Regions from separate parts of the Homo sapiens genome. Here region 1 is linked to region 2. A link is a contact called in ENCODE Hi-C or POLR2A ChIA-PET data. All regions are on one chromosome and are shown on one strand. The core of a region is the stretch at or near the end of the contact, and the rest is flanking DNA. Distances in the headings are between cores, read along the strand shown. Region 1 has its middle 21 kb from the start of MDM2. Region 2 has its middle 27 kb from the start of MDM1.

Region 1 (3,920 bases), core at 331-2,830, 430 kb before region 2:
TAAAAATCCCAGGCCTTTCCAGAAGACTGGTGAGTCACATGGACGGGTGGACCAAGAACTGTTGGACATTTAGTTGCTTTCCTATTTTTTTTGCTATTATCAATAATGTTTCTCAGCCTGATGGTGCACACCAACTTAGGAGACTGAGGCAAGAGGATTGCTTTAGCCCAGGAGTTGGAGGTTGCAGTGAGCTATACTCGCACCACTGCACTCCAGCCTGGGCAACAGAGCAAGACCCTGTCTCTAAAAATGATAATAATAATAATGCTGTGATAAACTTCTCTGCACAAAAATCTTTATGCAGGGCTGGACGTGGTGGCTTACACCTGTAATCCCAGTACTTCAGGTGGCTGAGGCCAGAGAATCACTTGAGGCCAAGAGCTCAAGACTAGCCTGGGCAACAAAGAGAGACCTTGTCTTTACAAAAAAATTAAAAAAAAAATAAAAAACTTAGGCACACTCGGTGTCATAAGCCTGTAGTCTCAGCTACTCAGGAGGCTGAGGTAGGAAGATGGCTTGACCATGGAAGTTTGAGGCTGCAATGAGTTATGATCTTGCCACTGCACTCCAGCCATGGTGACAGTGAGACCCCATCTACAAAGAAAATCTTTTTGCACATCTTTACTTTCTTAGGATAAACTCCTGAAAGTGGATTTTCTGGGTTACAGGGCATGAGCATTTTTGTGGCTATGCAATTTATGGTCTCATGATGAATGTAAGATGGTACTTGTTTTCCCATACCCTCGACAGGACTAAATTTGGGAAAACATGGATTTATAGGTCTCTATGAAAATTAAAATGTTTCCCAATTTTATATGTTTAAAAATTTCATTTAAGAACAATTTAAATCCATTGGAAAGAGCTGTAGAAAAAGGAATTTGTAGTAAAAGGGATTTGCTTTGTGTTGTACTTCAGTGAGTGCTGGGTCTTTTTTTTGTATTAATATTCCCAAGTTGAAGTAGAAGTGTTCATCAATGCTTTAACTTGTGGGCTTAAAGGAGAGGTGTGATACAAGGAAAAAGGGGTGGTGGAAAATATTTTTTAAAAAAATGTAACAGGCCGGTTGTGATGGCTCACACCTGTAATCCAAGCACTTTGGGAAGCTGAGGCAGGTGGATCACTTGAGGTCAGGAATTCGAGACCAGCCTGGCCAACATGGTGAAACCCCGTGCCTACTAAAAATACAAAAATTAGCCAGGCATGGTGACACCCGCCTGTAATCCCAGCTACTTGGGAGGCTGGGGCAGAAGAATTGCTTGAACCCAGGAGGAGGAGTTTACAGTGAGCCAAGATCGTGCCACTGAATTACAGTCTGGGTGACAGAGCGAAACTCCATCTCAAAAAAAAAAAAAAAAAGGAACACGATAAGAAATCAAGGCGAAAAGAAGAAAAGAACAAACATGGGAAAGGAAAATGATGGGAAAGCAGGCAGGCCCGGACTCTGGCCACCGCACGGGCTTTTGCCTGGACTTGCCCATTTTCCTGTGTCATTGCTGTCCCATGTTTTCAGTTCACAAGTTGAGCAACTGCAGCTTCCTTTATCATTAGAAGAGGAAATGAAAGAGCAAGGGTACAAGTAATTACTGGGGCCAGCACAGAATGTTTTTTGTTTGTTTTTTTCTTTTTTTTTTTTTTGCCCGGCTTGTTTTGTTTTTTTAGAGGGAAAACCCATGTGTTGCAACTTGTTCAATCACCAGGATTTTAGTCCTCTGACCTTCAGACGTTAGTCATTCCTTCCTCTTAAACAGCTCCTTCCCTAGTTTTTGAACTGGTCTTTGGGTTAAACACAACAGGGCCCTTCTAACCTCTCAGAAAAGTCTGAGAAATAAATTCAAATTCTAATAAGTAGTATTTCTGAATGTTAAAATATGTATGAATTGGCTACATATTTTATATTGTTAGTTCTCTCAGGATCTTTCCTATATAGTGAAATTCACTGAGCTAAAATGTAATGTTAAATACTTACAAGAGGCTTTGGTTATAAAATGACTGAAGAGGAATTTCTCTATAAATAGGTTTAGGTTTAGGAAACCTGCAATAGCAGTGGCTCCACCTAAAGACCAGAAAATGACACAGTCTAACTGTGATGTTTTCAAGCTTAGAGGCGGTCATTCACTTTAAAAGTAAAGCGACATGGTTTTTATCTCTCACCACCTTGCTTAAAAGTGATGCAGATAACTTAAAAAGTGATTTAAAAACATAAATTCAGCACATAAAACACATAATCCATAAAACACAGCACATAAAAGTATGATAGAAAATTATTTAATAATTTTAAAAAGTAAATTGTAGTTACTCTTAAAAGAAGACTAGAGTCTTTGCCACAGTTAAAAAGTAAGTAAGGTTAGGCCAGGCGCGGTGGCTCAAGCCTGTAATCCCAGCACTTTGGGAGCCCAAGGTGGGCAGATCACGAGGTCAGGAGTTCGAGACCAGCCTGGCCAATATGGTGAAACCTCCGTCTCTACTAAAAATACAAAAATTAGCCGGGCGTGGTGGCAGACGCCTGTAGTCCCAGCTACTCGGGAGGCTGAGGCAGGAGAATCGCTTGAACCTGGGAGGTGGAGGTTGCAGTGAGCCGAGATCGTGCCACTGCACTCCAGCCTGCGTGACAGAGCGAGACTATGTCTCAAAAAATAAACACATAAAAATAAAATAAAAAGTAAGTAAGGTTAAAAAGAAAGAAAAGTAAACTAGAGTCCAGACCAAACTAGACCAGAACTTTCCTAGCAAAATTGAAACAGTTATTTAGCTGAGTGTGGAAAGGTAAATCCTATGCATCATGTCACAAGTACACACATCATTGCTAGGTGGGATGGCTCATGCTTGTAATCCCAGTGCTTTGGGAGGCTGAGGCAGGAGGATTGCCGGAGCCCAGGAAGGTGGCTTGAGACTGCAATGAGCTGTGATTGTGCCACTGTAGTCCAACCTGGGGGTCAGAGACCCTGTCTCAAAAAATAAAAAACAAAAAAACCCCGCAACAACAACAAAAAAGAAGTTCACCATCAACCAGTTTATTGATTTACTGCCACTATCCTCTTGGCCAAGTATCAAAATATTTTAAGCATGAATTTGGCTGTGACCCTTAATTCATTAATTAATTCATTTACTTTTAGAGATAGGGTCTCGCTATGTTGGCTAGGTTGGAGTGCAAAGTCTATTCGAGGCATGACTGTAGTGCACTACAACCTTGAACTCCTGGGCTGAAGCGATCCTCCCACCTCAGCCTTTCAAGTAGCTGGCACCACAGGCTCACACCATCATACCCAGCAATTCATATATTTAACGAATATTTACTGGCACAGTGCAAGGCATTTAAAATATAGCCTGATTAAAACATATATAACCTGTGCCTTTTTTGAGCTTGCAGTATAGTAAAGGAGAAATACAAGAAGCAAATAAATATATAATTGCAAACTGGGATGAGGCATTAGAAGGAAAAGAACTGAGTTCCTAAAAGAGAGACTAGCAAGGTTGATCTTGCTAGTCTGAAATCTGACTGAGATACCATGAGTAATGATCACTTGATTACTCAGAGAACTGCAGCATTTTGGTACAGCTGGTGGTACGTTAATATTTCCTTGTTCATATCTGTGTCCTTGCATAACTTTTTAATATTTGGCCATGCTCTTTGGCCTCTAAATTGAAAGCTCTGTGGTGAAAGGCACTATCTTCCACTTCTTCCTAATTTTCAGAGTATAATACGGGGTGCTGTGTGCAGGACTCATGCTCCTGACTGAATAAAAGACTATTTCTTTGAGTCTAATTAGTTGGGAAAGTCCCCTTGGTTAGATTGCTTTGCCTAATAATTTTGTATTCCTAGCATTTCAGAGTGCCTGGCAGCCGGGTGCAGTGGCTCATGCCTGTAATCCCAGCACTTTGGGAGGCTAAGGCGGGCAGATCTTCTGAGGTCAGGAGTTTGA
Region 2 (3,723 bases), core at 765-3,264:
TATTGAAAGTTGCTAGTTGGGAGGCTACATATTTTAAAAATTGCCTCCTTAGGTTTACAAGCCACATATTACTGTGGCTGCTGCCACTTCTACTATTATTGCTGTTGCCACTACTAACATTATTACTATTTATTTGGCATTTGCCCCTATACAGTACCGTGTATACTTACTTACCACGTATACTTACAGTACCATGTAAGTATTTTGTATGCATTATGTCATTTAATCTCGTAGCAACATTATCAGGTAGGTATTATTATCATTTGCATTTTATAGATGAGAGAACCGAGGCAAATAATGATTTCATAACTTGCTTATGTTCACAGAGCTAATAAAATGGTGGAAGAAGGATTGTGGCCCAGTGTGATACTAGAGCACATACTTCTGAGTCGTGCTTCAGTTTTGACCAAAAATGGAACATTCTTATTGATCATCCTTTCTGTTTGCCAAATTTAGCTCCAAATGACTTTTTCAAAATTTTATATTTTTTATTGAGATGGGGTCCCACTGTATTGCCCAGGCTGGTGTTGAACTTCTGGCTTCAAGCAATCCTTCCACTTCAGCCTCCCAAAGTGCTGGGATTACAGGTGTGAGCCACCGCACCAGGCCAGTGCCTTTTTTTTTTTTTTTTTTTTTTTTTTGTGGAGATAGGGTCTCGCTATGTTGCCAAGGCTGATCTTGAACTCCTGGCTTCGAGCTATCTCCTGCCTTTACTTCCCATAGTGTTGGGATTAAAGGGGTGAGCCACTACACCCAGCCAACTTTTGACTCTTTCAACAAATGAAATCCACTTTCAGAAAGAATGCTGTTGTGTTAGCACTGGGTTTTCAAAAGATATGTGTCAATTTTAAAAGAGGAGCTTCCAAAATGGTTTGCATTATTAAAATGGGTGAATACTTTGAAAGGGATAATAACTCATTTGTGTGTCTATACATGTGTGTTTGCTTAAAAAAATCTGCCCTTGTATTTATTGTCACATCTCATATATTTAATTTATTTAAATATAGGACAATACAGGGAATTTCCTGTTAGAGTTACATAGTTGGAAAATACCAAATTGTCTGTATTTCTTCACATTTCATCACTAGGCATCCAGATAGTCCTAGGCAAATCTATGAATTATGCAAAATGTGTCTTGCCACATCCCTTTCTTTCAGCACTTCCCTTTAATTATTTCTCCATCTACACTCTCCTCTCCTCATTCAAAAATGCCAAGAGCTTGGTGACCCTCTGCAGCCATATGCAGAGTCCTCAAGTTCAAGGCCCTACCCTGTCCTGTCCTTTCTGGGTACTCCTTTCATGTGCTCTAAAATCATTCCTCTTTTTAGCCATTCAACTAAAATTTTATTCTTGTAGAATAACCAATGACATGTAACGTTCCGGAGAAAAGACAGCAGAGAAAAGTAATCCACATTAAGGTGTAAATGACTAACAGCTCTAGCTTAATATAGAGATCCTGACAGTGGCAGTGATATTTAGAAAGAGAAGATTATTAGGTCAAAAGAAGTATATTCTTTCTGGCCTGGGTCCCATTCTTGTCCTTTCTCGACCATAATAGATCCTGTGTGGGGAATTTCTTGTCCTACTTCAGCTCATGCAAATCTTGTATCTGTGGTTGTACATTATTCTTTGATGACATCAGAGACCTACTTCTGCTTTTGGCATATGATAGGGGACACTTGTTTATTTTGGTTGGGAAAGGAGGAGATTGTTATAGGCACTGATAGGGGTATGGGGGCCATGTTTCCCAGGGGGATTCCAGGATGTGTCCATGAGAAACGCATTTAATATATTATTTGGGAAAGGAGTGTTTGTTATTGTTACAGTGGTTTTGCTTGATGATTTTTGTTTTTAACAGTGAGAAACTGAAAATCTTCTATGATCATCTTGTTGCCTCTAGCAGTGCTTTTGACTTATAGAGTGTGTGTGATTCCCTGAGATACCAACTTTTCTGCCAGTTTCAAAGTTTAATAGTATTTGGGGCATGCCACCTAGCGGTGATAGCTTTTGGTTTCTTGCTCATTGGAGGAGAATAAATCAAAACCCTAGTAAATCAGTCTCCTAGACTTGAAAGCCACATGGGAGGCCATCTAGGTCATCTGTTAGCTTTTGCGTAAGCAGGCAAGTAAATCACCCTTTCTGTGGATCTGAGACAGAAAAATCAGGGCATCTAAAGCCCCCTGGGCTCAGAATTCCTCCGGCTCCCAGTTCCCCCAGTGAACTTTGAATGTTTGTGGCCTGCATGGCTGAGACGCGACCCTGTATCTCCGCAGGCATTTTGGCAATCCCAGCAACAAACGCATGGAAGACAAGGCTCCTCTGACTCTGAGCCCTGACTTACCTCGTCCTCACTCTGACCTGTTTTCTCCCTCTCCCTTCCCCCACTCTTGGCTTCTCCTTACCCTCTCCACACTCCCCACTGCTTTTAGTGCCTTCCTTCCATTGTCATGCTTGATGGACCCACCATACAATACTTTTTTTTTTTTTTTTGCCATAGCTCCTTTTAAAATTTCTATTTTAACTTTCTGTCCCTAAATAGAAAAGGATAAATGCTTAGTACAGAAAAGTTTGGTAAAAACCCTTTTTGTGTCTGTGTGTGTGTGTGTATGTGTTGAGTGTTTTTTAAAAAACAAAAATAATATAAAATACTATTCACTTAGTAATAGATCATGAGCATTTTCCCCATGTTAATAATGTTCTACTCTAGGATTTTAGTAACTGCATCACAGGATATACCAGAATTTACTTCATTACTGTTAAATTCTAGGAAAGTGAGAATGATAGGAAATATTTTTAATTCACAGTCACGTTCAGGTCACACTTTATTGAACATTGATTGTGTGTTATGCTCCTGTATAAGCCATTTTTACATTCATAAGTACTTTTAACTTTCATAAGATCTCTGTAAAGGCCGGGAGCAGTGGCTCATGCCTGTAATCCCAGCACTTTGGGAGGCCAAGGCAGGCAGATCACCTGAGGTTGGGAGTTCAAGACCAGCCTGACTAACATGGAAAAACCCCCGTCTCTACTAAAAATACAAAATTAGCCAGGTGTGTTGGTGCATGCCTGTAATCCCAGCTACTTGGGAGGCTGAGGCAGGAGAATCACTTGAACCTGGGAGACAGAGGTTGCAGTGAGCTGAAATTGTGCCATTGCACTGCAGCCTAGGCAACGAGCGAAACTTGTCTCAAAAAAAAATTTTCTATGAGGTAGGCATTGTGATGCCATTTTACAGAAGAAACTTGAGGATCTGAGAAGCAGCTTACCCAAGATCACATGGTTTGGAAGGAGGAAACACAGTAAAATTTTGTTCTCTGGATTTATAGTCCCTCAGCCACTTCCTGAGGTCCCAATAGATACTGAATGTGAACATAGCTTTTCTGAGCATTCTTGCTCTTTGTCTTCAAGATGGGAACAGAGAGAGACCCTTGAAAGGAGATTAGTGTTAAAAGGCTTTAGAGTCAAGTTGGGGATTGCAAAATAGGGTATGAGAAAGTGGAAGGAGAGCTACCTAGATAGGGAAGCCTGCGTTTTCATAGCCTCAGGAATAACTCTTGCTAAATGCTCTATATACATTATCCAATTTTATCCTCACAGCAACCCTGGGAAATACATACAAATATAATTTTACTTTACAGATGGAGAAAACTAAGATCAGAGAAGTAGTTGGTCTAAGGTCACTTTGCTGGCAGGTGTCAGAGGCAGGATTAGAACCCAGCTTGT

The links. Hi-C counts contacts between places; a loop is a spot of excess contacts on that map. ChIA-PET counts read pairs that join two places held with the same protein, here RNA polymerase II (POLR2A). Pooled maps may share reads with other maps.
Region 1: a map of mammary epithelial cell shows a loop between it and region 2 (5-fold over the local background). The contact joins two enhancer-like sites. A Hi-C loop is called at or near these places in 1 of 168 maps with a recorded cell type or tissue (mammary epithelial cell) and 7 of 50 pooled maps. POLR2A ChIA-PET finds 5 or more read pairs at or near these places in 2 of 52 experiments (A673 and GM12878).

The regions. Positions count from the first base shown.
Region 1 is chr12:68,785,276-68,789,195 of GRCh38, reverse strand. No RefSeq gene overlaps it. Among named protein-coding and RNA genes, the nearest start is that of MDM2, 21 kb to the left of the region's middle. RefSeq lists enhancers at 843-1,396, 1,397-1,951. Within about 2 kb of position 1,580, at least 19 of the 41 ENCODE cell types and tissues checked have a DNase peak (open chromatin) inside an H3K27ac peak, as active enhancers do; they include GM12878, where a contact is called at or near this core.
Region 2 is chr12:68,357,287-68,361,009 of GRCh38, reverse strand. No RefSeq gene overlaps it. Among named protein-coding and RNA genes, the nearest start is that of MDM1, 27 kb to the right of the region's middle. RefSeq lists an enhancer at 2,235-2,746. Within about 2 kb of position 2,014, at least 13 of the 41 ENCODE cell types and tissues checked have a DNase peak (open chromatin) inside an H3K27ac peak, as active enhancers do; they include GM12878, where a contact is called at or near this core.